2 separate regions of the Homo sapiens genome follow, and region 2 is linked to region 1. The links are chromatin loops, found by intact Hi-C in ENCODE. Cell type or tissue: CD4-positive, alpha-beta T cell. All regions are shown on one strand. Each heading gives the region's core, and the rest is flanking DNA. Links, peaks and the distances in the headings are about the cores only.

Region 1 (10,511 bases), core at 1,584-9,583:
CATAGTAGTCATGTACACGATTAGAGATTCATACTGAAATATTTATAGATAAATGATATGTTGTTTAGAATCATTCAAAATAACACAAAGTAGGGATGAGGGGAGAAGGTAGAAGTGGAGATGCATAAAATTGCCACTCTAATAATTATTGAACCTTAGTAATGGGTACGCATGGGTTTGTTATACTAGTCTCTCTAAAGCTATGTTTAAGATTTTTCCATAACAAATATTAAAATGTACCTACAATACCACAAATACATAAAATTCTTTCATACTTTTTTTTTTTTTGAGACAGAGTCTCACTCTGTCACCCAGGCTGAAGTGCAGTGGCGCAATCTCGGCTCACTGCAACCTCCACCTGCCAGGTTCAAATGATTCTCCTGCCTCAGCCTCTGTTGTAACTGGGATTACAGGCATCCGCCACCATGCCTGGCTAATTTTGTTTTGTATTTTTAGTAGAGACGTGGTTTTGCCAATGTTGGCCAGGCTGGTCTAGAACTACTGACCTCAAGTAATCCGCCCACCTCGGCCTCCCAAAGTGCTGGGGTTACAGGCATGAACCACCACGCCCAGCCTCTATCATACATTTTTATACCCTAGAAAACAAAATATCATACCTATTACATTATTTCACATCTCAACATTGCACAAATATTATGTTAGGTGTTTCTGAAAACCTGAGAAAAAAATTATGCCTAATAAAAATATCAATTATACATTAATTTACTTTTTTTTTTTTTTTTTTTTGAGACGGAGTCTTACTCTGTCGCCCCGGCTGCAGTGCAGTGGCACAATCTCGGCTCACTGCAACCTCCGCCTCCCAGGTTCAAGTGATTCTCCTGCTTCAGCCTGCTTAGTAGCTGGGATTACAGGTGTTCACTACCAGGACTGGCTAATTTTCTATATTTTTAGTACAGACAGGGTTTCACCATGTTGGCCAGGCTGGTCTTGAACTCCTGACCTTAAATGATCCACCCGCCTCGGTCTCTCAAAGTGCTGGGGTTAAAGGCGTGAGCCACTGCACCCGACCTAATTTTAAATCCTGTAAACAGATTTTCAAGGTTATATATTTATGCTAGTTAACAAAAACTGTGTTGTATCCAACTAAACTTCATTTGCTACAAATGTGAAAAATCAAACTCATCAGTATTCAACTCCCATGCGTATAAAGAAACAAATTCTTAAGAACATAAACTGCAAATGCAATCTCTTTTTTTTTTTTCTGAGACACAGTCTCATTCTGTCGCCATGTGCAGAGTGCGGTGGTGCGATCTTGGCTCACTGCAACCCCCGCCTCCCAGGCTCAAGTGATTCTCATGCCTCAGCCTCCTGAGTAGCTGGGATCACAGGCACGGACCACCATGTCCAGCTAATTTTTCCTGTTTTTAGTAGAGACGGGCATTTCACTGTGTTGGCTAGGCTGGTCTCAAACTCCAGGCCTCCAGTGATCCACCTGCCTCGGCCTCCCAAAGTGCTGGGATTACAGGCATTAGCCACTGTGTCCAGCCTTGTAAATGAAATATTGTACTTTATCTCAGTTGAGAAAGTTTTGTTTCTTTAATAGTAAGCACAACACTAAAAGGAGTCAACTCTCAATTATCTCCAGAAGGAAGCTAAGGAGCAAATAGTTTAAAAGTGCACTCATTTAGCTGGACGCGGTGGCTCACGCCTATAATCCCAGCACTTTGGGAGGCCGAGGCGGGTGGATCATGAGGTCAGGAGTTCAAGACCAGCCTGGCCAAGATGGTGAAACCCCGTCTCTACTAAAAGTACAAAAATTACAGCACATCTATAATCTCAGCTAGTTGGGAGGCTGAGGCAGGAGAATCGCTTGAATCTGGGGGGCAGAGGTTGCAGTGAGCCGAGACAAGACCAGCCTGGCCAAGATGGTGAAACCCCGTCTCTACTAAAAGTACAAAAATTACAGCACGTCTATAATCCCAGCTACTCAGGAGGCTGAAGCAGGAGAATCGCTTGAATCTGGGGGGCGGAGGTTGCAGTGAGCCGAGACCACACCACTGCACTTCACCCTGGGTGACAGAGCAAGACTCCACCTCAAAAAAAAAAAAAAAAAGTGCACTAATTTAACTTAATTCATTTTTTCTTTCACAAACTGCCATTTAACCAAATCACAGAAAAGGTAGCCTTCCCATTTCTTTCTAGCATCAGAGGGAGTAAGAAGTTCCACCTGGATGAATTTTCTTGATAACAATCCAATAAATAATTTTTTTTTTGAGACAGAGTCTCGTCTGCCATCCAGGCAGTGGCGTGATCTCAGCTCACTGCAACCTCCACCTCCTGCCTCAGCAATTCTCCTTCCTCAGCCTTCCTAGTAGCTGAGATTACAGGTGTACACCACCACATCTGGCTAATTTTGTATTTTTAGTAGAAACGGGTTTCACCATGTTGGCCAGGCTGGTCTCGAACTTCTGGCCTCAGGTGATCTGCCCACCTCGGCCTCCCAAAATGCTGGGATTACAGGCGTGAGCCACAGTAGCTGGTCTCAAACAATTTTTATTTCAACCATATTTAACAGAAATTATTCCAAAATATAATATGCATTTCTGTGTGTTATAAGTCACTAAAATGCAAAGTAATTTTAAACTTTTCATGACACATAAACATCGCTAACATCAATTATCAAACTTTTTGATGCTATAGAATCTGGAAAACTAGACATCTGCTTTCATGTATCTCAGGGTCTTGGTTTTTCTCTTCAAGGATCTATCCTAGACTCTGCCTTGCCAGTGAAGGCTGTCTCTCCTGCTGGGCTGAGGGTTTCTCTGGGCCTCTTCCTGCAATTCACCTCTCAACCTACTGGACACTAAATCTAATGAATACTCATTGTTTTTCCATTCCAGGCTAGCTAGCACAAATACCCGTTATCTCCCTGAATCCAGAACTGTTATATTCTGCATTGTGCCAAGCATGAAGACCAACAGATTGGGCCATGTTGATCACTGTGCTAACTTACTTAATGGTAGATATGTTTTAGAATTATAAGATATGAGAACTTTAATAATACAAGTGTAGGAGTTCAACCTCCCTGCTTTATAGATAAGCAAAAAGCCCAGAAGATTAAGTGACTCATCCAAGGTCACTGGGTTTTTTTGTAGCAGAAAAGAACTGCTGGTTTCTAGTCCAGCTGCTTTTTGCACTACTTCATCAACACCCACATCCTACAAGATTATCATGCAATAAAGTATAAACTAATTAAGGAGCTAAATTTTGCCCTAATTCTTTAAATTCATGGATGCTGGTCCTTCCAGAAATAAAACAAAACCTTAAAATCTGATTTCTGCTAGATGAATTTATATTAAAGTAGAACTAGCTTTATCACAGGTACCTGCTTTCTTACCAAACACGAAGGCACTGAATTAATAGGAATCAATCACATTTAAACCAAACATAAGAAACAACTATCTTCAGAAACCCATACTGCATACAGGTAACACTTTGGAGTAAGGCATGCTTTAAACAGACTTCCTCTAACTGAATTTAAACCATTTAATTGGCAATTAATCTATTAATTGTAACTCTTTTCCACTGAGCTATAACAGAAAAACATGCATCTATCCCTCCAACTGAGTTCTGCTTACACCATTAGATTCTGAAAGTCTGCGATGGGCACAGACATTAATATTTACTTAAATAGTTAAAAAGCCTTTGTTGGAAATAACTTTAAAGCCCTTATGTACAAACTTTACGGTTGAAGATAATCTTTAAGGCATAGGTTCTCAAACTGAGATCCACAGGCTTAAGTTTATCAGGGGACTGGGCATGGTGGCTCACGTCTGTAATCCCAGCACTTTTGGAGACTGAGGCAGGTGGATCACTTGAGGTCGGGAGCTCAAGACCAGCCTGGCTAACATGGTGAAACCCCGTCTCTACTAAATAAACAAAAATTAACCAGGCATGGTGGTGGGCACCTGTGAGCTGAGATCACGTCACTGCACTCCAGCCTGGGTGACAGAGGGAGACTCCGTCTCCAAAAAAAAAAAAATTATCAGGGGACTTCAGGAGGTCTACAAACTCCCTAAAACTGTACACAAAATTCAGAATGTATGTGCATTTGTGCATGTGTTAGGTTGAGAAGAGCCCTAGCTTTTATCAGATCCTCAAAAGAGAACCATCATGCCAAAAAGGTTCAGAATCCTGCTTTAAGTAAACAAAGCTTTCAAGCTGTGGAGGTAAGGCAGTCCATTGATGGTTGCAGAACACACAACAAAGGTTGCCTCTCCTCACATACACCAACGCTTTTGGAATGCAGAGCCTCAATATAGTAGTAATGAGAGGTGAAGCCAGCTGGACTTCTGGGTCGGGTGGGGACTTGGAGAACTTTTCTGTCTAGCTAAAGGATTGTAAATGCACCAATCAGCGCTCTGTGTTTAAAGGATTGTAAGCACACCAATCAGCACTCTGTAAAATGGACCAGTCAGTGCTCTGTAAGATGGACCAACCAGCAGGATGTGGGCAGGGCCAAATAAGAGAATAAAAGCTGGCCACCCGAGCCAGCAGCAGCAACCCGCCTGGGTCCCCTTCCACGCTGTGAAAGCTTTGTTCTTTTGCTCTTCACAGTAGATCTTGCTGCTGCTCACTCTTTGGGTCTGCACTACCTTTATGAGCTGTAACACACACCACAAGCGTCCGCGGCTTCATTCCTGAAGTCAGCGAGACCACAAACCCACCGGGAGGAACAAACAACTCCTGACGTGCCACCTTTAAGAGCTGTAACACTCACTGCGAAGATCTGCGGCTTCACTCCTGAAGTCAGTGAGACCACGAACCCACCGGAAGGAAGTTCCGGACACATCTGAACATCTGGAGGAACAAACTCTGGACACACCATCTTTAAGAGTTGTAACACTCACCGCGAGGGTCCGCGGCTTCATTCTTGAAATCAAGAACACACCGGAAGGAATAAATTCCAGACACAGTAATATTGAGAAACCATAAGTTCACCAGTCACAAGACAGAGAGACAAGTCCACTATATATCCTGACCAACATATCGCCACATTTGGTGTCTTAACCACAGACCATCAAGACATTCTGTAAGACAGAAAGATTGCCCTCTGGCTGGACGCGGTGGATCACCTGTAATCCCAGCACTTTGGGAGGCCAGGGTGGGCAGATCACGAGGTCAAGAGATTGAGACCATCCTGGCCAACATGGTGAAACCCTGTCTCTACTAAAAATACAAAAATTAGGTGGGCGTGGTAGTGCAGGCCTGCAATCCCAGCTACTCAGGAGGCTGAGGCAGGAGAATCACTTGAACCCAGGAGGTGGAGGTTGCAGTGAGCCGAGATCACACCACTGCACTCTAGCCTGGTGACAGAGCGAGACTCTGTCTCAAAAAAAAAAAAAAAGAAAGATAAAGATTGCCCTCCACAGCTACACACTGAAAAGACTGGGAAAGGGACAGAAATGTTCTGGGGGAATCTCTAGGGTAAAGGGCCTTTCAGCAAAAACACTCCCTGAAATTACTTTATCTCAACTAGTACTAACACTTCCTGGGTATACTTAATTCAGTAACCTGTGTTAAGGCATTTACTCCTTTTATTTGTCCAAAACAAAAATCTCTCTGTCAAACATTAGGGATAGGGCATTGCCTTCATTTTGGTACACTGAGTATTTTGTATTTAGAGAATAAATCCATTATCACAATTTTATAAGCTGTGAACACAAATCCCCTTAGTGTTTTCTGACACTGAAGAATTACTTTGTATTTAACACCCTGGATATGTGAGTGTGCAAGAGAAGAGTATGTGTATGTGTGTACATACTCCATCACAGGCTACATAAAATATTAACTCTAATTATTGTATAGTGCTTACAAAGAAATCCTGCTTTCCTTCTACCACCACTAAATACTATTTTCACTTCAGAGACTTGCGGATTTTAGGAAAGTTTATTTTCATTTCCATCTTCTACTGTCATGTACAATACTGAAAATCAGTTTTAACTGATTTTAGTGTTTTCCCAAAAGAAAATTGAGAAAGGATTATTGAGTCAAGAAATCTGTGCATACAAGATACTCTGTGGCGATTAGTAACATTGTTGTATTTTACACCTATGCATTTTTAGGCTATTGCTATCCAATACTATAAGAGAAAATTTTTTAACTTAATGCAAACGAATGTTTTTCTAACTTAAACGACAGAAAATTAAATCCATTCACCAAAACTATGCTTCTTAATATCTAAAAACCCTACTTAGGGCCAAAATCAGTGCTCCCAATTAGAGATCACAAATGTAACTTTAAAAACATTTTTCTTGTGGTTTCTTAAGCTTATGATCAACTGCCTAGAAGATACTAAGAATGTTGCCTACAAGACGTTGAGGATTAAAAACAGTAAAGAGCAATAAATATACTAGAAATTCCAATTATCTAATTTATTGGCACAACTGATGGTTTACTTCTCTCGCATAAGTGACCACAGGAAGGCATAGACTAATTTAAACTTTACACAACAAACAGGAAATTCAAAAGCAGGAATAAAAAGCTTTTATCTATAGTGGTTTAGCCAAACTATCATACATATACATACTGGAGTAAATGGAGGTAACATTAAGTGTGTGTGTGCAAGTGCCTGCCCCGACCCCATCACCAAGAACAGGGTTGATCCAGAAAGTAAGGTAAATCAATGCACAGTGGTGGGAAACAGACTTTTCCTAGTCCCAGAACACTTAATGGACTGGAAGCAGCAACTAGCTTAATCAGTGACATTCACACATATAAAGAAAAAAAGGAGCCAGGCGCGGTGGCTCACTCCCATAATCCCAGCACTTTGGGAGGCCAAGGCAGGCAGATCAGCTGAGGTTCGGAGTTCAAGACCAGCCTGACCAACGTGGAGAAACCCCATCTCTACTAAAAATACAAAATTAGCCAGGCGTGGTGGCACATGCCTGTAATCCCAGCTACTCAGGAGGCTGAGGCAGAAGAATCGCTTGAACCCAGGAGGTGAAGGTTGCAGCGAGCCGAGATTGCACCATTGCACTCCAGCCTGGGCAACAAGAGGGAAACTCTCTCAAAAAAAAAAAAAAAAAAAAAGAAAGAAAGAAAGAAAAAAAAGGAGGCTGGTCGCGATGGCTCACAACTGTAATTCCAACACTTTGGGAGGCCAAAGCAGGTGGATCACCTGAGATTAGAAGTTCAAGACCAGCCTGGCCAACATGGGGGAAACCCCGTATCTACTAAAAAATACAATAATTAGCTGGGTGTGGTGGTGCACACCTGTAATCCCAGCTACTTGGGAGGCTGAGGCAGGAGAATTGCTTGAACCTGGGAGGCGGAGATTGCGGTGAGCCAAGGCTGCACCACTGCACTGCACTCCAGCCTGGGCAACAAGAGCAAAACTCCATCTCAAAACAAACAAACAAACAAACAAAAACTCTGGGTCAGGGATGTTAAAGCCATGAATGAGTAGTGGTAAGCTGTATGCTATAAAGGAAAAAGAAAACCAGAATACAATGACAGAGCAGAGAGGTAAAACCTTCTTTAGACTGAGTAGTCAAGGAAGGCCTCAGAAGAAAGCTGAGAGCTCAGGGATGAGAAGGAGCTGAGTACTCAAAGGGTAGAACAAGAGTGTTCTATGCAGAGAAAACAGCCTGGAAGAGACAGGAAAAACTGTAAATTCAAGTGCAATGGGATGCCACTGAATAGTTTAAGTAACCATGTGACCCATTCTTTCAAAAGCTTTCTCTGGCTGCTATGCAGAGAAAAAAATTGGAGACCAGACAAGTGTGAAGACCAGCTGAAAGGCTACTGTGGCAGTTCAGGGGGAGAGATGGGATAGCTTCAGTGAAAAGAGGTGAAACAATACAAAATACATTCTGGAGATGTGCTGGAAAGGACAAGAATGTGGTGGGGAGTGGTGTGTAAGAAAAACAAAGGTGCCAAAAATGACTCCTAGATTCCTGGTTTAAGCATTTCCGATGGAAAAAACTAAGGGGAGAAATAGTTTTGCAGATAATAATTTCAGTTTGGACATGTGAAGTATGAACTCCCTATAAAATACAAATTTGGGGATTCTCAGCACATAAATGATATTTAAATCCTTGGGAACAAATGCTATCATCCAGAAAACACAGAAGAGAGATGAAGAAACAGGCCCAAGCCCTGAGGAACTCAAACATGCAGTGACCGGGAAAAGAGGTTGGCAAAAAGTATATGCAAAGGTAAGAGGAAAACAAGGATTATGAGATTACAGAAGCCAACAGGCTGGGATCCAAGAAAGAGGATAAATTACGTGGATAACTCTGGTAAGAGATGCAGTAAGATGTGGTCTGAATATCCACTGGTTTGGCAACCCACCATTATGGATGACCTTGGCAGAGCAGTTTCAGGGAACTGGAATAAAGGATTAAGTCAAAGAGGGCTGAAGGGTGACTGACTATACACCAACCAGCCTGTATGCAACTTAGCAAACTTCCCAACTATCACCAAGATGCAGGTAAATCACCTCATCTCTCTCCTGCTCTACCGTAACAGCCTCCAACTGCTTTTCCTGCTTCAATCCTTACCCTCCTACAACCCATTCTCAGCACAGCGGCCAGAAAGATCCTAGAAGGGAAGTCATACCATATATCACCACTCCTCTGCTCAGTGATCTCATCTCATTCAGAACAAAGGTCAAAAACAAAGTATCCCTAATAGTCTAGAAGGTCACCATCTTACCTCTGAACACTCCTGTTCATGGAATACAGCAAGCACACTTTTGCGTCAGGGCTTCTGCACTTAAAACAGCTTGATGCCTAACTTCCTTCGAATTTCTGCTCAAATGTCACTGCACCAATGATGCTTTCTCTGACCAACTGATTGATTTTTTTTTTTTTTTGAGACAGAGTCCTGCTCTGTCGCCCAGGCTGGAGATCAGTGGCATGATCTCAGCTCACCACAACTTCCGCCTCCCAGGTTTAAGTGATTGTCGTGCCTCAGCCTCCCGAGTAGCTAGGACTACAGGCGGGCACCACCACACCTGGCTAATATTTGTATTTTTAGTAGACACGGAGTTTCACCATGTTGGCCAGGCTGGTCTCCAACTCCTGACCTCAGGTGATCTGCCTGCCTCAGTCTCCCCTGCTGGGATTACAGGTGTGAGCCACTGTACCCCGCCCTGATTTACTTTTTTTTTTTTTAAGTGAAAACAAGCTTATTAAGCAAGTGAAGGAATAAAGAATGGCTACTCCATAGGCAGAGCAGCCTGGTCAAGTGATTTAAATAGCACCTGCTTTCATTCTTTGCTTATCTTGGCCTACCCTGATCTGTTTTTCTTCTTACCACTTATCATCCTTATGGCATATTTATGCTTACTGTCTGTCTCACATCATGAGGATGTAAGCTTCATAAGAGTAGAGGTTTTACCTGCTTTTGTTCACTACTGTGTAGCCAGTATGTAGGCCTGGTACACAGTAGACACTCATTTGTTTCTTGCATGTAAGTCAGGAGAAAGGCCCCGCACATTATGAAGTAATAAACTGGCACTTTCAGTTTGATACAAGCCTTCTGTTATTTAGATAATATGAGTCTGATCACTCACAGGAATGCAGGAAAGTCTCATTTCTGGATCCATGAAATAGAATACTAGTTCTTCAATGATCTAAACGTAGGCCTTGAAAAACTCACAATTATGCCATTCTGCTGGGTGTCTCCTTGTAAATTCAAGAGCATTTCCATTCAATTTTCAATATGAACTGTTTACCTTTTGGGTAAAGCAAGGTACACTAGAAAAAAAAAATCATTTGTAATAATGCAAAGACGTGGTCACGAAGGGGGCAATGGTACTGATGAATCACACAAATACAAAGATATGTACATATTACATTTGAACAAAGGCAAGTATGTATGGTGCACTGGGATTAGGTAATTCTTCCAAATAATTGAACCATGCTTTCCAGTCTGTCTATTTAATTTCCCTAATCATCTCTCTAATCACCAAGAAGAGACTAAGCTATTTTTCTCTGCAAACTCCCTAGCTCACACTTACTCTTTTGTCCTCAGAAAAATAAGTGACCAAAAACTATTATCTTAGGCCAGGTGCGGTGGCTCACGCCTGTAATCCCAGCACTTTGGGAGGCCGAGGCGGGCGGATCACGAGGTCAGGAGATAGAGACCATCCTGGCTAACATGGTGAAACCCTGTCTCTACTAAAAATACAAAAAATTAGCCGGGCGTGGTGGCAGGCACCTGTACTCCCAGGTACTCAGGTTGAGGCAGGAGAATGGCGTGAACCCGGGAGGTGGAGATTGCAGTGAGCCTAGATCACGACACTGCACTCCAGCCTGGGCGACAGAGCAAGACTCTGTCTCAAAAAACAAACAAACAAACAAAAAACCACACAAAAAAAATTATCTTCTAATTTCTGACAAGATCAAAGCTCTGCATTATGTAGATGAAATGCAAGCCTTAATTATAATTTGAAATCATATTTAGGCCGGGCGCAGTGGCTCACGCCTGTAATCCCAGCACTTTAGGAGGCCAAGGCAGGCGGATCACAAGGTCAGGAGTTC
Region 2 (10,511 bases), core at 866-8,865, 44 kb after region 1:
CTCGGCTCACTGCAACCTCTGCCTCCCAGGTTCAAGCGATTCTCCTGCCTTAGCTCCCGAGTAGCTGGGATTACAGGCACCCACCACCTTGCCTGGCTCTTTTTTTTTTGTATTTTTAGCAGGGACGGGGTTTCACCATCTTGGCCAGGCTGGTCTCGAACTCCTGACCTCAAGCAATCCACCCGCCTCGGCCTCCAAAGTGCTGGGATTACAGGCGTGAGCCACTGTGCCCAGCCTTAGAAATTCTTTTTTTGTTTGTTTGAGACAGAGTCTTGCTCTGTTGCCCAGGCTGGAGTGTAGTGGCTTGATCTCAGCTCAATGCACCTCCACCTCCCGGGTTCAAGCGATTCTCCTGCCCCAGCCTCCCGAGTAGCTGAGACTATAGGCATGCATCACCACTCCTGGCTAATTTTTTTGTATTTTCAGTAGAGATGGGGTTTCACCATGTTGGCCAGGCCGGTCTTGAACTCCTGACCTCAGGTGATCTGCCCACCTCAGCCTCCCAAAGTGCTGGGATTACAGGCGTGAGCCACTGCGCCCAGCAGAAGTCCATTCTTGAAGTAATGATTGGGTTAAGGAAGGACTATGGGCTTCTTGAGGGCAAGAATGGCATTGTGTTTCTGTCTGTATCCTCACTCTTCATACATAGCACCCAGCATGTTTCCCTACACACAGCAGACATCACTTAATTGTGAACCAAAAAACTGCAAGCATCTTTCTTCATTCACTGTGTATCTTACTGCTGTTTATAGAAGACTTGCCCTTGCTGTGCAAAATGCCAGTCCCTATTTGCCTGGGTTTTGTCATCTTTTGATCTCTTGTGCTGCCAGAAGGCCTCAAAGCATAAGTTTGAATGGGGCTTGGACTCCGAGACCCATAGAGCTAAGCTCCGTATAGAATTCCCTGAGGGAAGCCTTTTCCTTTCCATCTCAAGTCCGGCATATTGCTCTATAACACTGGTTATGGTGATGCTGCAGTTTTAATTTTACCTTTTGTGTTTGTTCTAGAGCCACTTTAAAGGACTCTCTTTGGGTCTTTCCCCTAATCCTCCTTTCTGACCCCCAGCTTCCCTTGGTCCCTCGCTTCCCTGCAGCCACAGCTGCCTGGCTCCAGGGCACTCAGACGGCACTGTCGCCTAGGCAACCCAGAAAGGGGCTTCAATCTACTGTCTCCCCAGAGGGGTTGGGCTGGCCCTGAGCCAGGAAGAGGCAGGGGGCAGGGGACCTGTACCAGCCCTGCACAGGGCATGTCGGGAAATAAACAGACTACTGGTGTGCTGTCTGCATTAAGAGATAGGGGGAATGTCATGGGTGTGTTGTCTGTGTGTTATGTAAGCAAACAGCCAAGGATGCCACTGCCCGCTGAGAGCAAAGAAATGGAACAAGAGAAAGAAGGCCCTCCCATACATCTTGGACTCAAATCTGCAGTGATGGAGTTAACTGGCCAAGGCTCTGTTTTAGTTTCCTAGGGCTGCTGTAACAAAGTACTACAAACTGGATGGCTCAAAACAACAGAAATGTATCTTCTCACAATTCTGGAGGCTAGAGGTCCAAAATCAAGGTGTCAGCAGGGCCATGCTCCCTCTGCAACCTGCCAGAGAACTTCCTTGCCTCTTCCTGCTCCTAGTGGTTTGCTGGCAATCTTTGACAATCCTTGACTTACAGCCACACATAACTCCAATCTCTGCTTCCATAGTCACATAGCGTTCTCCCTGTTTGCCTCTGTTTTCATGTGGCCTTCTTCATATAAGGACACTAGTCATATTAGATTTAGAGCCCACCCTTGCTCCAGTATGACTTCATCTTAACTAATTACTTCTGCACTGACCCTATTTCCTAACAAGCTCACGCTCTGGCATGGGGATTTGGACTTCAACATATCTTTTTTAGGGGACACAATTCATCCCATAACAGCCTCCCAGATGGGTATGAAATGATGGGAGAGATGGTTTTAGAAGTTCCCATAGTATAAGAGAAAGCCCTTTCTAGGGCTAATTGACAAGACTAAGGAAGCTCTGGAACACCAGGCTGAGGATCTTGGCTTTGTTTAGTAGAGGGGAGCCATGAAGGGTCTCAGAGAAGACAGCAGTGTGGCAATCTATAAGACTCAGGGTTTTTGTCATTGGTTGCTTTTTATGTTTTAGTGCCAGTGAAATGAACCACTCTTTTCTCCAACGCATACTCCCAGCTGCCTCTTTAAGTAACAGCCCTACACAGCCAGTTGTAGCATGACAAAAACCTTCGAAATGAATAGCACAGAGTTTGGTGTGGTTCCGAAGTAAGACTGCCACTTGCCAGCTGTGTCAGCCTTAGTTGCCTCCTCAGTCAAACGAGGATTATAAAAGTACCAATCTCAAAGAGTTGTTACAGGGATTAAATGAGTATGTATGAACTTATATAATATATATATAACATATTACATATATGATATACATACATATATATGTCTAGCTACCTGTCTCAGAAGAAAGCCTGACAAAGTAAGAACTCAGCAAATGTTCACAATTATTATGCAAAGATGAGTAGTTAATTTGGCTAAGGAGTAAAGTAGAAGTCATTATTATTAGTGCTGGTTATTAAGACTTTAGACCCTGGCTGAGCACAGTGGCACATGCCTGTAATCCCAGCACTTTGTGAGGCCAAGGGGGGTGGATCACTTGAGGTCAGGAGTCCAAGACCAGCCTGGCCAACATGGTGAAACCCTGTCTCCACTAAAAATACAAAAATTAGCTGGGTGTGGTGGTACGCACCTGTAGTCCCAGCTACCCAGGAGGCTGAGGCAGGAGACATGCTTGAACCCGGGTGGCAGAGGTTGCAGTAAGCCGAGATCACACCACTGCACTCCAGCCTGGGCGACAGAGTGAGACTCTGTCTCAAAAAAAAAAAAAAAAAAAAAAAAGGAATAGGAAGAGAAAGCTTTCACTTTTACTTTATACAATTTTAAAATAAGCACATAGTATTTTAATAATGAAAACTTAATTCCATTTAGAAAATTATTAAAATAAAGCATTTTGTATGCAAGCAACATTATTATAGGCATATCTTGAATCTGCTCTGATTTTCTTCAAGGAAATCATTCATGAATATGCATAGACTATTTCTGGAAGTATCTTCAAGAAGCTGATGACAGCGGTTGCCTCTCAAGAGGGAGATTGGGGGACTGGTGTTTGGAGTCAGGGATGGGAAGAAAATGACCTTTATGCTATATTTTCTTTTACAAGATTTAATTTGTTTTTAACCAAATGCATGTATTATGAATTCAAATAAATTAAAAGAAAATTTTTAAAAGCTACAATAATTTATAATTACCAATGAATAATGTGTAACTCACCTCATGACTGATCACAACACACCAGTGCTTCTGACTGGAGTTGATCCTAAGCAGAGTGCTGACAGTCAAACTCAGGACTCCAAGTCCAGAGGTTTTTTTTGCGGGGGGAGGTGAGGGGGACAGAGTCTCTTTCTGTCGCCCAGGCTGGAGGGCAGTGGCACAATCTTACCTCACTGCAAACTTGCCTCCCAGGTTCAAGCAATTCTTGTGCCTCAGCCTCCTTAGTAGCTGGGTCTATAGATGTGCACCACCACACCCGGCTAATTTTTTTTTTTTTTTTTTGAGACAGAGTTTCGCCCTGTTGCCCAGGCTAGAGAGCAGTGGCTGGACCTCGGCTCACTACAAGCTCCGCCTCTGGGGTTCACGCCATTCTCCTGCCTCAGCCTCGCGAGTAGGTGGGACTACAGGCCCCACCACCACGCCTGGCTAATTTTTTGTATTTTTAGTAGAGATGGGGTTTCACCGTGTTAGCCAGGATGGTCTCGATCTCCTGACCTCATGATCCGCCCGCCTCGGCCTCCCAAAGTGCTGGGATTACAGGTGTGAGCCACCGTGCCCGGCAATTTTTCTGTTTTTTAAGTACAGACTGGGTTTCGCCATGTTGGCCAGGTTGGTCTCAAACTCCTGACCTCATGTGGTCCACCCACCTCGGCCTCCCAAAGTGCTGGGATTACAGGCATGAGTCACAGCATCCAGCCATCCACGGCTTTTAATACTACATCATTGCCCAGCATAGTTGCCTCAAGGACTGCACCCTTGCAAGCCCAGTACCTCCAGGACCACCCCCCGACTCAACAAGCCATGACAGTAACATCACAATTGCCATAGCAGAAAAGTCATGACTGTGGAATTAACTCCTCAACAAACATTAAATATTCAGCTCAGTGAATTTTTATATATGTTCACCTGTGTAACCATGATCTGGATCAAAACATATAGACCATACTGGTCAGGCACAGTGGCTCACACCTGTAATCCCAGCGCTTTGGAAAGCTGAGGAGGCGGGTGGATCACCTGAGGTCAGGAGTTCGAGACTAGCCTGACCAACATGGAGAAACCCCGTCTCTACTAAAAATACAAAAAAAATTAGCCAGGCATGGTGGCGCATGCCTGTAATCCCAGCTACTCGGGAGGCTGAGGCAGGAGAATTGCTTGAACCCAGGATGCAGAGGTTGCAGTGAGCAGAGATTGCACCATTGCACTCCAGCCTGGGCAACAAGAGTGAAACTCAAACTCCATCTCAAAAAAAAAAAAAAAAAAAAAAAGATATAGATCATACCATCTCTCCGGAAGGCTCCCTCAGGCCCCCTCAAGTCCATACCCCCTAAATGTAACTACTCTTCTGATTCCTATCATCATGAATTAATTTTGCCTGTTTTTAAATTTTGTATAAATGGAATTATATGGTGACTACTTGTTCGTGTCTGGTTTCTTTTGCTTGACACTATTTTGTGAGATTTATCCATGTTGTTGTATGTAGTAGTTGTTTGTTCATTCCAGGATTGAAAGTGCTGAGTCACAGGGCATAGATATGTATATTTAACTTTACATATACTGCCAAGCAGTTGTCCAATGTAGTTGTACAAATTATACTCCCACTAGCAATGTAAAAAAAATTTCAGTTGTTGGGCCGGGTATAGTGGCTTATGCTTGTAGTTCCAGCACTTTGGAAGGCTGAGGCATGAGGATCACTTGAACTCAAGTGTTCGAGGCTGCAGTGAGCTATGATCGTGCCACTGCACTCCAGCCTGGGCAACAGAGTGAGACTTTGTCTCTACACACAAAAATGTTCCAGTTGCTGCACATCCTCACAGACTCTTGCTATTGTCAGTCCTTTTAACTTCTGCCATTTTGGTGGGGGGTCACTATTTTAAACCCCTCTTGGTTCCTTGATTTTCCATCTGCTCAGTCTTCCGGTCTGATAGACCCTCAATGGACTTTGAACTCCTGACCAACACTTCCTGCCCTTTCTTTCCTGGAATAGAGCCGTATAGTGTTATTACCTGATTGAATCCTAGAGCTCACCACACACAATTCTGATCTCTGCCACAGGCTGAGACCTGACTCCAGCCCAGACTAAGCTCTAATGCTAATCACAGACTGGTCTCTACTCTAATCACAGACTAGCTCTTAGCCCCACACACTGAGCCCTAATCACAACTACAGGGTGAACCCTGATCCCAACCATACCCTGAGCCATTACCCCAGCAACAGATTGAGCTTTCATCCTAGATAGAGGTTTAAACTGATCTGATCCAAATTCAGACTGATAAACACAAGTGGGCCAAGCACAGTGTCAGAAATTATTAGAAGATGTCAAATTGCAAGAATAAAATGCATTGTAAACTACTATTTCTGTAGCCTCTCCTTGGTTCACGTCAAATTTTAATTGTGACTGAATTTTGCTAAGTTGGGGAAAGAAACTACAATCAACCCCACCCTGACATGTTATAAAGAACAGGCTGGGGGCGGGGGAGTGTGGCTCAAAGAAGCCTAAAGCTGAGCCAGTCTGCAGATGGTGGCGGGAAGACGGGTAACCTTCTTCCTGTCCTCACAAGATGGCAGGTTTATTTTAAGGGTGTTTTTAACAGCTTAAAAAATGGATTCAAAGAACACTGGGGGAAGCCTCTGATTTTTGGGCTTCTGCCCATGATGCCTTTTTTTTTTTTTTTTTAACAATGGTATTTGACTCCCAGTGAGATTTGTTCCTTCATTACATTCTGATCATATTGCTTTTCACATCCCCCTCCCTGCAGAGGCTGTTGGGAAGGAAAAAGGAAACAGCCTTGAAGAATGAATGCTTAGAGGTTCTATTTTTTTTTTTTTTTTTTTTTGAGACGGAGTTTCGCTCTTGTTGCCCAGGCTGGAGTGCAATGGCATGATCTCGGCTCACCGCAACCTCCGCCTCCCAGGTTCAAGCAATTCTCTTTGCTCAGCCTCCCGAGTAGTTGGGATTATAGGCATGCGCCACCATGCCCGGTTAATTTTGTATTTTTAGTAGAGACGAGGTTTCTCCATGTTGGTCAGACTGGTCTCGAACTCCCGACCTCAGGCTATCTGCCCACCTCGGCCTCCCAAAGTGCTGGGATCACAGGCGTGAGCTTCCACACCTGGCCTGCTTAGAGGTTCTATTTGCCCTATGTCTGCTAATCAGCAGCAAGCTGGGAACATAATTTTCACTTTTTCTTTTTTTCTTTTTTTTTAAGACAGAGTCTCACTCTGTCACCCAGGCTGGAGTGCAGTGGCGCGATCTCGGCTCACTGCAACCTCTGCCTCCCGGGTTCAAGCAATTCTCCTGCCTCAGCCTCCCGAGTAGCTGGGACTACCGGCGCATGCCACTACACCTGGCTAATTTTTTTTTTTTTTTGTATTTTAGTAGAGACAGGGTTTCACCGTGTTGCCCAGGCTGGTCTGGAACTTCTGAGCTCAGGCAATCCGCCCACCTCGGCCTCCCACAGTGCTGGGATTTTAGGCGTGAGCCACTGCGCCCAGCCAATTTTCACTTTTTCTTATGCCCATGAGAAAAATCTTGATTTTACCCTTAGTACCAGGAACACCCTTAATGCCAGGTCCACAGTGCAAAGTGGATCTTCATACACGTTCTCTCTACTGGACAAAAATCCTGATTCGTTTGAGATTTCTAAACCTTAACTGGGCAAGACAACTTGGATGATGAGGCCGCGTGGCATTGTGGAAAAGGCTCTGGACGGAGAGTCAGGAGACCTGGACAGTCATGCCATCCTATGTCGTGCCACTACAAGTCCCACCCTCTCTCTAGGCCTCCCTTCTCCATCAATAAGAGTAAGGTTTAAGTGCAGCTCTTTGTAGTGTATTTACATACATTATTTCATTTAATCCTCATGAGAAGCATAATAAGTCCCATTTTATAAAAGTAGCAGGGATTTCGAGAAATTAAGACTTGCTGAAGGTAACAGAGTAATCAAATAGTTTTGATTGGTTTGGTTTTGTTTAAGTTGAATGTAACCTGCTAATGTTGTTATTTGTCATTAATTCACTAATTGACAAACATTAATTCAGCATCTTCATGTGCCAAATACTGTTTTTTGGCTCAAGGAACACGGACGTTTTCAGGAATAATCTTGTTGGTTAATGGTCTACACAGGTCAATGTGTCAGTTAAAAAAAAAGTATAATTGCTGGGTGCGTGGCTCACGCCTGTAATCCCAGCACTTTGGGAGGCCAAGGCGGGCAGATCACCTGAGGTCAGGAGTTCGAGACCAGCCTGGCCAACATGGTGAAACCCCGTCTCTACTAAAAATAAAAAAAAATTAGCCGGACATGGTGGCAGGACCTGTAATCCCAACTACGTGGGAGGCTGAGGCAGGAGAATCGCTTGAACCTAGGAGGCGGAGGTTGCAGTGAGCCAAGATCATGCCACTGTACTCCAGTCTGGGTGACAAAGCAAGACTCCGTCTCAAAAAAAGAAAAGAAAAGTATGATTAAGGGTCTTCTTCTTCTCCTTCTCCTTCTTCTTCTTCTCTTAATGGAGTCTAGCTCTGTCGCCCAGACTAGAGTGCAGTGGTGTGATCTCAGCTTACTGCAACCTCCACCTCCCAGGTTCAAGTGATTCTCCCGCCTCAGGCTCCTGAGTAGCTGGGACTACAGGTGTGTGCCACCACGCCAAGCTAATTTTTTGTATTTTTAGTAGAGACAGGGTTTCACTGTGTTAGCCAGGATGGTCTGGATCTCCTGACCTCGTGTTCCATCCACCTTAGCCTCCCAAAGTGCTGGGATTACAGGTGTGAGCCATCGTGTCCAGCCCCTTTCTTCTTCTCTTAAGACAAATATGGGTTAACTTTCCATCTCTGTCCCCCTGGAAGTCTAATAAAGGGGCAATGTCAGCTGTGGTATTCAACAGCATCGCTTATGGTAAAAATAACTCCTGATTGGTAAACTTCTTCTGGGCCAGGATACATAAGTACCTGATGAGAACACAGCTTTGGGCCACCCTAATTGCAGTGACACTTGTAACCAGTTCATCGTCTATGGAGAACCTGATAGCTATGCTCCCGAGACACTAGATATGATTCCTATTTGGGACAGGGCATTTCTTTTCTTTTCTTTTCTTTCTTTTTTTTTTTTTTTGAGACGGAGTCTTGCTCTGTCGCCCAGGCTGGAGCGCAGTGGCGCGATCTCGGCTCACTGCAAGCTCTGCCTCCCGGGTTCACGCTGTTCTCCTGCCTCAGCCTCCCGAATAGCTGGGACAGGCGCCCGCCACCATGCCCGGCTAATTTTTTGTATTTTTAGTAGAGACGGGGTTTCACAGTGTTAGCCAGGATGTCTCGATCTCCTGACCTCGTGATCGCTCACCTCTGCCTCCAAAAGTGCTGGGATTACAGGCGTGAGCCACTGCGCCCGGCCAGGGCATTTCTTCTTCTTCTTCTTCTTCTTTTTTTTTTTTTTTTTTCCGAGACGGAGTCTCGTTCTGTTGCCCAGGCTAGAGTGCAGTGGCGCGATCTCCACTCACTGCAAGCTCCGCCTCCCAGGTTCAAGCGATTCTGGTGCCTCAGCCTTCTGAGCAGCTGGGACTACAGGCGCATGCCACCAGGCCCGGGTAATTTTTTTGTATTTTTAGTAGAGACGGGATTTTGCCATGTTGGCCAGGCTGTTCTTGAACTCCTGACCTCAGGTGATCTGCCCTCCTTGGCCTCCCAAAGTGCTGGGATTACAGGCATGAGCCACCGCGCCCAGCGGGACAGGGCATATCTAAACTAAGGTTGTCGCTGCACCTGTGAATATGATCCTGTCTCCTTGCACCTAAGCTGTCACCTGGGGGGCCAAAGAAGACTAATCACTGGATAACTACAATAACTCTGCTGAAGAGAAGTGCCAGATGTTGTTCTGCTGGCACAGTGTGTCATGTCTTGAATCCTTCTGAGTGAATCTGATGCAAAGTAAAGCCTATGGTATTGAGGGTAAATGTCTGGTTGAACTCAAAGACCACCTAATAATGGACATTTCAGGGGCAAATCCAGATCCAGTAGTTTTGAAGATATAATTCCAACCCTATTTTGTCTGACTCTAGCCATGGTTCTCAATCTTGGCCACACGTTGGACTCACATTGAAATGATATTGAATCCCTTGCCACAATGAACACAGCAATAAAAAAAGAAAGCACTGCTACACACAACATGGATGAATCTCTTGGGCATGATGGTGAAAGAAAGGAGCCAGCCACAAAAGAGTGCAAACTGGGTAATTCCACTTATCAGAAGTTCAGATGCAGCCCAAACTAACCAGAATAGTGGCTATTATTGAGGGGGTAGGTATTGACTGGAGGCAGAAGGGAGCCTTCTGGGGAGCTATAAATATCCTGTATCGTGATCTGTGTGGTGGTTACATGGGTGGGTGTATATATTCATAAAATATGTGAAGGCAGGGAATCTAGAAGCAGAAAGATAGGCTGAATCCAAAGGTGGGTGGGGGGCTTAACTAGAGATTTGAGGCCTGAGCTGGAGGCTGAATCTTCTGTAAAAACTCCCACTGACCCTGCAAGGTGGAAAGTGTGAGCCCCGTGGAAAGGTACTGAATAGTAATTCTATCAGAGGGACCCAAGACTTTGAGAAAGGAGAAATAGGAGAATGGGACCTAGATGTTCAACTCCCAAGGGAAGCGGGAAAGCAGCCTGCAGCTGCAACCAAAAGGAAAACTCCACTATGCAAGGAGCTATGAATATAAAAACCCAGGGGAGGTAACATTTTGTGGATATCAAGTGACAGTTTTGGAGATGGTATTTTACTTTTTATGTGTCTCTTTCTTCCCCCATCTATTTTTAAGACTTTTAATTGCAGGAGAATTAAATAAAGTAATGTACGAGGCTTTATTTTAGTCAGACTGGAGCCCAGACAGCACCTGAAATTAGGTCCTGCCTTTGTTAAAGTGGATTAATTTATTCCTAGCTTCAAGCTGGGATGAAACTTCTGGTGTAAGACCAAATTGAAAGAGAAAATCCAGGAGTCATGCTTCATGACAACTGGCTGAAAGGATGGAGGCCACTGTCTTGGTGGAGGAAGGATCTCAGGGAAAGCGACAGGACATGGGAAGTGTTTCCATATATCTGAAGGTTTGCCATGTGAGAAAAAGGCAGATTTGCTCAAGATGAGTGCAGAGGGGAACAAGGAAATTCTATGTGGAAATTCTTGGAATTCTTGGGGGCACCA

The links. Peaks named below come from ENCODE experiments on the same cell type or tissue, not always from the same donor. Only the 100,000 strongest peaks of a DNase experiment are listed, where the experiment ranks them.
Region 2: it touches region 1 in a loop (2.4-fold over the local background); 4 of 110 quality-filtered maps call a loop at or near these places.

The regions. Positions count from the first base shown.
Region 1 is chr9:36,453,854-36,464,364 of GRCh38, forward strand. It overlaps a transcript of RNF38 not described here. Among named protein-coding and RNA genes, the nearest start is that of RNF38, 59 kb to the left of the region's middle. RefSeq lists enhancers at 4,750-4,819, 4,950-5,039. In CD4-positive, alpha-beta T cell, for the core only: no CTCF peak of the experiment used is centred there; a DNase peak (open chromatin) is centred at 4,678; H3K4me3 peaks cover 898 bases; H3K27ac peaks cover 2,677 bases.
Region 2 is chr9:36,498,515-36,509,025 of GRCh38, forward strand. No RefSeq gene overlaps it. Among named protein-coding and RNA genes, the nearest start is that of MELK, 69 kb to the right of the region's middle. In CD4-positive, alpha-beta T cell, for the core only: no CTCF peak of the experiment used is centred there; a DNase peak (open chromatin) is centred at 5,847.